Regions from separate parts of the Homo sapiens genome. Here all the other regions are linked to region 2. Evidence: chromatin contacts called from ENCODE Hi-C data. All regions are on one chromosome and are shown on one strand. The core of a region is the stretch at or near the end of the contact, and the rest is flanking DNA. Distances in the headings are between cores, read along the strand shown. Region 1 overlaps MDFIC (MyoD family inhibitor domain containing). Region 2 has its middle 160 kb from the start of PPP1R3A. Region 3 holds the start of LINC01393 (long intergenic non-protein coding RNA 1393).

Evidence for each region. A loop is a pair of places that touch in the nucleus more often than their neighbours do. Pooled maps may share reads with other maps.
Region 1: a loop to region 2 is called in a map of esophagus muscularis mucosa, with 4 times the contacts of the local background. The contact joins two enhancer-like sites. A Hi-C loop is called at or near these places in 1 of 168 maps with a recorded cell type or tissue (esophagus muscularis mucosa), 2 of 37 single-sample maps with no recorded cell type and 8 of 50 pooled maps.
Region 3: a map of PC-9 shows a loop between it and region 2 (3-fold over the local background). The contact joins the promoter of LINC01393 here to the enhancer-like site in region 2. A Hi-C loop is called at or near these places in 1 of 168 maps with a recorded cell type or tissue (PC-9) and 5 of 50 pooled maps.

What each region holds. Positions count from the first base shown.
Region 1 is chr7:114,943,518-114,946,217 of GRCh38, forward strand. All of the region lies in intron 3 of MDFIC (MyoD family inhibitor domain containing), which reads left to right. Among named protein-coding and RNA genes, the nearest start is that of MDFIC, 23 kb to the left of the region's middle. Within about 2 kb of position 1,319, at least 17 of the 41 ENCODE cell types and tissues checked have a DNase peak (open chromatin) inside an H3K27ac peak, as active enhancers do.
Region 2 is chr7:114,081,670-114,084,369 of GRCh38, forward strand. No RefSeq gene overlaps it. Among named protein-coding and RNA genes, the nearest start is that of PPP1R3A, 160 kb to the left of the region's middle. Within about 2 kb of position 1,307, at least 3 of the 41 ENCODE cell types and tissues checked have a DNase peak (open chromatin) inside an H3K27ac peak, as active enhancers do.
Region 3 is chr7:115,077,631-115,080,330 of GRCh38, forward strand. It overlaps LINC01393 (long intergenic non-protein coding RNA 1393), which reads left to right and starts at 1,328. Exons shown (of 4, transcript NR_120521.1): 1 at 1,328-1,479.

The sequences.
Region 1 (2,700 bases), core at 69-2,568, 860 kb after region 2:
TCTTGGAGAAGGGAGTAGGAAGGAAGGAAATGAGACTCAGGAATTAGTGAGGAGGAAGATTTATATAGCTTTATCCAAAGAATCATATAAACATTATTTCAAGTAAATATTTATCTGAAAAACATATATTGATTAGCATTTATCTAATATTGACTCTGCTATTGTGAAACACATGATTTTGTGGAATAACTGGCCTATGTTATCTCTGACTTCCTAGCAACCAGAGTTAGTGAGCACTAGAAGAAGTTCTAGAGACAATTTTACCTCTATCTGTTGGGAAGCAAAATGGTTTTCTCACTTTTTTTTCGGTGGTAACAATTTTAAGTGTGTGCTTCATTTAATTGGTTTATTTCCTTAATCTCTTTTCCTAGGGCCCACAATAGGAAAATGTGAATAAGATTTCTTAGAACAACAGCAACAAAAAAGACAAACACTATTAAATAAGAATATGGAGAGTCATGCTAATGTGTTAAATTTGTTTATATTATTTGGTGAAGCTCATATTAGTCATAGAATCCATACCATTAAAAAGAATGAATTAAAATGATTTACTCTACGGTTTCATTGGTTAAGTGGGTACCAATCTAATATATTGTAAATTGCATGAGTTTCTTTATTGAGATAATGACGTACCCTGTGCCATGGGACTTTGGAACATTAGGAAACCACTGTCTAGTTTCTTACTAATATTCACTGAAGGAATGAAGAGATACAGAAATTTACACCCCCTCTGAAAGGGCTGCTGGGGAAACTGACAGTTTGAATGGATTTACAAAAGATACTGGCCAAAGATAGCAATGCCACTCCTGCCTGAAACATAAGCTGGCAAATATTTCCAAATATTTGTGGGTGAAATCTGACTCTGAATTTTGATTATAAATTTCAAAAACTCCATTTTTGTTATTTTCCCAGTCACACTTTTCTAGACAAAGTCTACTTTGTTGGATCAACAGAAAAAATTTGATATCTGGATTTTGCAGAAGTGGAACATTTTATATCATCTTTAAAACTGACTCAATTCTGGATAGCATTTGAAAGTTTTGTATTGTGGTAGCTTCTGCTATTCCAACTCCTTTGATATTAAACTCTCAGAGCTGCCTGACTTTCCTTCTTTGGCCTTCCCCACAGAGTCATTGGCCATCTCTGTGTAATTTAGTCTGTCTGTCTTAACTCTGAAGTTAGGAAGATGTGTATTTTCCTCTTGCTTAAGCATCTCGCACATTTTGGGGGCCCAGAAACTCTTTTGTAATAACAATAGGCCCTGGAAAAGGAGACTCTGGCTCAGAGCTTCATGGGAGGAGGGGAACATCTGTGTTGAGTCAGGCCCGAGCTGGCTCCGATTCCAGGAGTCCTGTGTGGCTCTCTGAGCACCGTGGAAGAAGCGGACAGCTGGCTCTCACGGAATTGATGTTAGTGTTCCCACTGTAGCGCGAGTTTGGCTGAATAGAGGGATCATCAGAAAAATGAGGCTGGCTGGGGTGTGGGAACATTTTCAAATGCACAACCCACTCTTTTTCCAAACTTCCATGGGGCAGCTCAGCTGCATACGCAAGAAGTGAAGGAGACAGACGCGGTCGAATGTGACTTCTTTTTCTTTATTCTTGAAAGTGGTTAGTGAGGGCTTGGCAGCTCGTGTCTCCGTTGTGCCGGATGGCTGCTGCCTTCTTTGCCGGACACTCAAGGCATAATTTATAGGGGACTGTTAGCTGTCAGTGTAATGAGGCTGTTTTTACTTTTCTTTGCTGAGAATAACTGAGCTCTGGAAAGTCAGGGAGTGGCTGCTTTGGAAATTGTATTCTAATTAAAGGGTGTATTCTCAGGCCTCATAAGGGATATTCACGCTGAGAATAATTTCCAAATTATTCTATGAACTTTAACCCTGACCTTAGCGGACTACCTGCTTGAACTCATACTTGGTTCATGCTCTACACAGAAGTTTGTACTTAGTCTGCTTTCCCTGGTCCACGTAGAAAACATTGCAGGTGGAAGACCTGGGGTATTATGGTTTTTCAGGGTGCGGATTTCAAATTGGTTGCCCTTGAATTGCTAACATATTACAGAGAATACATTATGGAAGTAATAAATAAAAAGAAGAAACTCATATGGAATCAAACATTTCGAATAAATAGGCCACACACAATCTGGTCAGAGAACGCACATTTTGGTTCTCTTTCCTATGAAATTTAAATTTAAAAAGACAATTCCAACCACTTAAATTTGTTTAAAAATTTCCAAATCAAATTAGTAAAGAATTAAAAACAATGGAGGTTTTATGAAAAAAGTTTATAATTGGAAATTCTCTTTTTTTATTTTATGACTTTTTATCCTTTTTACATTTCAAAAGGCTTTTATACTCTTAGAACATAATTTGGTGTATAATTTAATTTCTGAAAGGTGGCTTAAATTTTGGAATTTATAAGAGCACCAACTAAGCCTTTGGCTTTTCCCCTCAGATTAGCGTATATGGTATAATTGAAGCTATGCCCTGTTTTAATTGTCACTATTCCTCTGACTTAGTAAAATAAATGTTACAGTGAAGCGACACCATCAATTAATATTAATTTTTCTATTTAACCCGTAATATGCATAAACTGATAACAGGCAATAGGCAACATTTCATGTTTTAATTAGACAAGAAAAGGAACAGAAGCAACAGAAGCAACATTTTGATCTCAGTCTTTGCGGGGATTTCTAAGGTAG
Region 2 (2,700 bases), core at 57-2,556:
AAGATTAGATATATACCTACTAACAATGAACTAGGCTACATTAGAGAGAGAATTAAGTGTATTGTTCACTGGAGGATATGGGTAGCCCCTGTTGTTGAGTCTCCATGGTTCCTGCCAGCAGCCTAGGAGAAGCTAGGGGCAGGGCAGCGGAAATCTGCAGGCCCATAGCTGATTCCAAAGGGCTTTATGTGAAGGCTGGCAGATGTGGAGAATTTTTTTAATCTTCTGAAGATGAGAGAACCCGGGTAGAAGTGTGGGTTTATGAACAAATATTTATTGCTTCAGGGTCCAGGTAAATTCAGGGTATATGCTATAAAAACACAAATGAAAAATATAGTCTGTGACTTTTTTAAAAAAAGTTGGGAGAGCTCATTAGGATTTATTATAGGTCCCAAATTTTGTAGTCCCTAAGCTTAACGACAGATGGTGGTGTAACTCCACCAATTTCACAATATCTCCATTCAGTCTGATGTAACATAGATTACCCTTGATTTGACTTCGGTGAAATTAGAATTTTCTCTTTTCCCTAAATGTGTCAGGGAGGAGAATGGGGAAAAGTCGTCTAAAAGGAGTCTGCTTATTTGCTCATCTTCAGAAAACTGTAGTGGATGTGAAAACACAGGAAACTGATATGTGACTGTTTTTTCTGTGTGAAAGGAAAAATACCTTGCATTTAAGACTTTAGTTACAGGCTATTTGAAGTGAGTAGCACAATTTTGAAGATGTTATTTATAACAGGAAAAAATAGTAATTTAAAAACACCCCCTTTCCTTTCTCCCAGCGATTTCTCCAAGTCAGTTGAAATTTAAGTACAAGTCACAATTACAGAGATAAAACGGCTCTGAAAGAGAAAAATGTAGTTGTTGTTTGAAAGTGTTGGAAAAAACAGACTTAAGTGTGTGAAAAATTATATTTTTATAAAAAATAACTGAAAATCAAAGAGGTTCACTGGGAGAAGCAGTAAACTAACATTTCTAATTTGTCATTCGCGTGCGTCGCTTTCCTTCATCTTGGCTATACTTCCTCTCATCTGCGGTGTTTTATTTCGCGCAAGATGCGCTGACAGAGGCCATTTCAAACGAATTTATCTTTCACTAGGACCGTACTAGAGCAGTGTCTCGAATTTTGTTGATTTGTGGTTTCGTCGTAAAATAAACTTGAAATCAAATAAACTTTCGTGAGGAAGCTTTGATGTCCACTTGGTGAAACTCCTCATTCACCCAGTTGAGCCGTTGAACTTTCTTCTGGAACCTCTTTAAATGACTTTTGCCGATCCACGTGCTGCAAAGAAGACCTGAACCGTGCCTATGACCCTGCGCGGCGACTACAGGGACAGAATTTGGCTTTCCTTCTCTTTCCAATATGCAGCGTTTCGTTTAAAGGCTGCCTCGATCCAGTGGGCTGACCAGTGACTTGTGCAAAAGAAAACTATTCGATCGCTGTTTGCCCTTTCAGCGTTTTCCTCGGCTGCGGAAACCCGGTTTTCCTATTATTATACTTCAACTTTTTTTGGAGTCAGCTAGCACAGAGCGCTAAACCCCGGCCAGTTCCAGCAGCAGCCGAGGCGAACAAAGCCTGCAGTGTTCGGGGCCATGCTGGGGCGGGAGTGGTGGACGAGTTCAAGGAATTGCAAATAAATATATTTTATGACCACCCATCAACAAACTACGTGCCACCGTGGCGGCCCCTGGTAGCCGGGCCGTGTCTGCAGTGTGGCCAGGGGCGGGGGCTGAAAAGGAGGCGGCCGGAGAGGCGAAGCGAGCTGCGAGCCCCGGGCCTGAACTTTCACCTCTCGAACCCGGGCCCAGCCCATTGGCTGCAGCCGAGGGGTCCACCGAGGGCAGCGGCTCCTGACAGGACCTGTTTTCCCAACTCCCTGGACAGCTTCCCTGCGGGATGGGTTGGTGGCCCGGGGCATGGCAGCAGGCGAGGAGGAGATAATGGGGGCGAAGTTGAGCGGGGGCACTTGGGAGCTGCGGGCTCAGTTTCACTGAGAAAAAGGCCCCGGAAGGGTACGCGTCCACTCTATAAATATATACTCCTCCGACTGAGATGTCCTTTCGCACCTCTTGGCTATCTGTACTCTCCAGAAAGGAACGTTAGAGGCTGCGAATTTCACCAAAACGTTTCTTTGTGTACAGAAAAGTGAAAGGCTAACTAAACTCGTTCCTCTCCAAGTCTTGAGACCCTAACCCTCCTTCTCCTCGTTGGGAACTTGATCTTCCAAGTGGCCCTAGCTCTTTTACAATAAACCTTTCCCGCTCACTTACTCGGTACACCTGGAGAGAAAAGGGAAGTCAGTGGGGTCGATGTACGCGGGGGAAGAAGAAGAAAAAGAAGTGAGAAGCTGTCCACCTTTTGATTGTTCTATTCCCTTCATTTATAACCCCCCTGGAAAGGTACATCCCCAGTTTTCCAAGGATTTCCACGTCGTTTACTCTTCTTTTTTCCAAAATAGTTTCAAGTTTATTCAGAATCCGTTTTTATTGAGGTTTCCTAGTGAAGCATAAACGCAGATTACTTAACATAAAATTATCCCCACCTTTCAAAAGGGCGAGGTAGGGCCATTTGGGGCTGGCGTTTTCTAATGATAATGACTGTTCCTCCTTCTGTCTCTGCTCCCACTTTTAAAAGATTCGGATTATTTGTCCACTGTTCAGCCTGCATTTCAAAATAGACGATTTAAAAAAGAGTGAGAAC
Region 3 (2,700 bases), core at 78-2,577, 1.0 Mb after region 2:
AGAGCAAGACTCCATCTCAAATAACAACCAACCAACCAAAAAAAAACACTGACTCATCACTCAAAATAATGCATATTTGTATGCAGAAGAATAGACAGATAAATGATTTCATAGCAATAGTGTGCTTTTTAAATTAAAAATATTATTTATAATTTCGATTGCCTTTAACAGAATTTAAAAACTGAAGTGGAACTTACAGAATTTCTGAGCTCTAGATACAAATTTATTACCACCTGTGATATAACTTCCAAATCATTTGTCTGAGATTAAGAAAAATATGATGAAAAACATCAAGAGCATAAAGTAAAATTTTAAAACATGTTGCAATTTTTTTCTCGTATGGAGTGGGGTCTGCTGAAAGATGAGAAATAAGCACACAAAGATGTTCCCATATTTCCTCTTCTGATCCAACTTCCCAACGAACTAAAAGCTACCTATCTTGAACTATGCAGTTTTGGTGTTTATACATAGGAAAATATTTTGGAGGCATGGTGGTATGTGGAAATTCCTGTTTCATAAATTAAAGTCATTTGTCAGATTGGCTAAACAGCTATTTACAGAGCATCAGTTCCTTCCAAATTTTTAAGCCATGTTGTTATATGTACATTATCCAAGTTAATGATATGAATTTTCTCTGATTTCTACATTTTCAACTCTTTGTTTTTATTTTAGTGGATTCAAAACCTGCTGTCCTTTTACCATTGTTTTTCAGTTCTGCACTTTAGTAAAAGTCATCCCTTGGGACAAAGTAGGTTTTTTTTTGTTACATTAAGTAGGTTTTTTGTTTGTTTGTTTTGCCTGCTCTATTTTTTTTTTTCTCCAGAAGGTTCATGCCTGTTTCATTTCCTCCATGAATGAGAATGTCTTCTGGTTTCCTCTATTCTTGAATGATAATTTGGCTGTGTATACATTTTCATTCATGCTTTCTTTACTGCTTCACTGTCTTTGTGTGTTGACAGATGCCTTTCATCTTTTACTCCAGCATCTCCAATCAAGCATCTTTGGTTGGATTTTTGACATCAAGTGATTTCTTTCCTTTTTTACAGAAAGGGCTCATGACTTGTATATTCCCTGACTATTTTTTTGGTTGTTGCTGTTTTTGTTTATAAAATGTCTTTCTGTTGCCCTTATGTTTGTTTGACCACCTCAGTTGGGCATAATAATCTTTAGTTACAGTCTTTCCTACTTGCTATGGTTTGCATGTCCCCTTCAAAACTTATGTTGAAATTTAATTGCCATTGTGATGGTATTAAGAGGTGGGACCATTAAGAGGTGATTAGGTCACCAGGGCTCTGCCCTCTTGAATGGATCAATGTTGGTGTCAAGGAAGTGTCCTGTTATTAAAGGGAGTTTGACCCTCTCTTGCTGGCTTGCTCTCATGCTTTCTTGTCCTTCTGCCTTCTGCCATGGGATGACACAGCAAGAAGCCCCTTGCCAGATGTGGGCCTCTCGACCTTGGACTTCTTAGCTTCCAGAACTGTAAGAAATATTTCTTTTCTTTATAAATTACCCAGCTTGTGGTATTCTGTTATAGCAACACAGAACATACTGAGATACTATTGAAGGTTGCTAACATTTGTTCCCCTATCTTCTGATTTCTTTTGACATTGGATTTAGTAGAAGTCTAAGACCAGTCTGACATTTCACCTCTCATTATTTATATACACATATACATGTGCGTGCACACGCACACACACACACACACACACACACAATTTTTTCTGGCTAAAGAATAATTTCTTTACCTACAAAGTTTAAAATTTCGTCTGGACTTTCTTGGTTTAGATTGCTGTAGAAAATGTTCCTAGACTGTAAGGAATCTTTTTGATGATCTGTAATTCAATTCTTCCTTATTTTGCTTGATTATTCTTGGAAGCCTTTTTCTGTCACCTTAGTTGACCTACCTATTTTAGGGACAACGAATTTTTATTTTGCCGGATTTACATTTTTTTTTTCTGCTGTTTCTACCTATTATTGTCTTTGAATCACAGTTATCTAAATATTTTTTCCTGTGTAGAGTCACCATAATTATACTCTTTTTCTTAGTGGTTTGATATTTTATTGTGTCTATTTTTTTCTTGTTGGACATAACTTTGTCTAACTTATTTATTAATTCTGTGATAGTGGCTTTTGCTCCTTAAGTTGCTTCCTTCATTCTGGAATTTAGCTCCCATTTATCATTTTCTTAATGTCCTTCTTTTATAAAATTATGTTCTTATAATCTCCTATAGAAGGGAGAATAAAGTCTTCATGGTGAGTTATCCTCTCATTTTAGATTGTTTCCTTCCAGAATAGATTTCTTATCTGCTTATTTCTTTCTATTATTTTTTCCATATAGAATGTTTTTATAGTTGCCATGCCATTTATTTCTAGGTTTTTTTTTGCATGCTTTACATCAGTAACTCTGTTAGTTGTTTTCAATGCTCATATAGAATACGATCAAATTCTCTTTTATCTACTTCTCTTCTATCTAGAACATTTTAATATTTTCCTCTGAATTTCACTTTAGAGACTGTGGTTGAGTCTGCCTATTTACTCTTAGTCCAAATTTCTCCAAATTGGGGTGGAACATGCAGTATTAAAAATATTCTTAGAAATTGTAAAGTTACTTCTTCCTCTCCATACTGTTAAACTCATCTCAGTTTTCTATTTTTCAGCATAATAAATCTTTTTGTTTGTCTCATCCCCAATTTATAAATT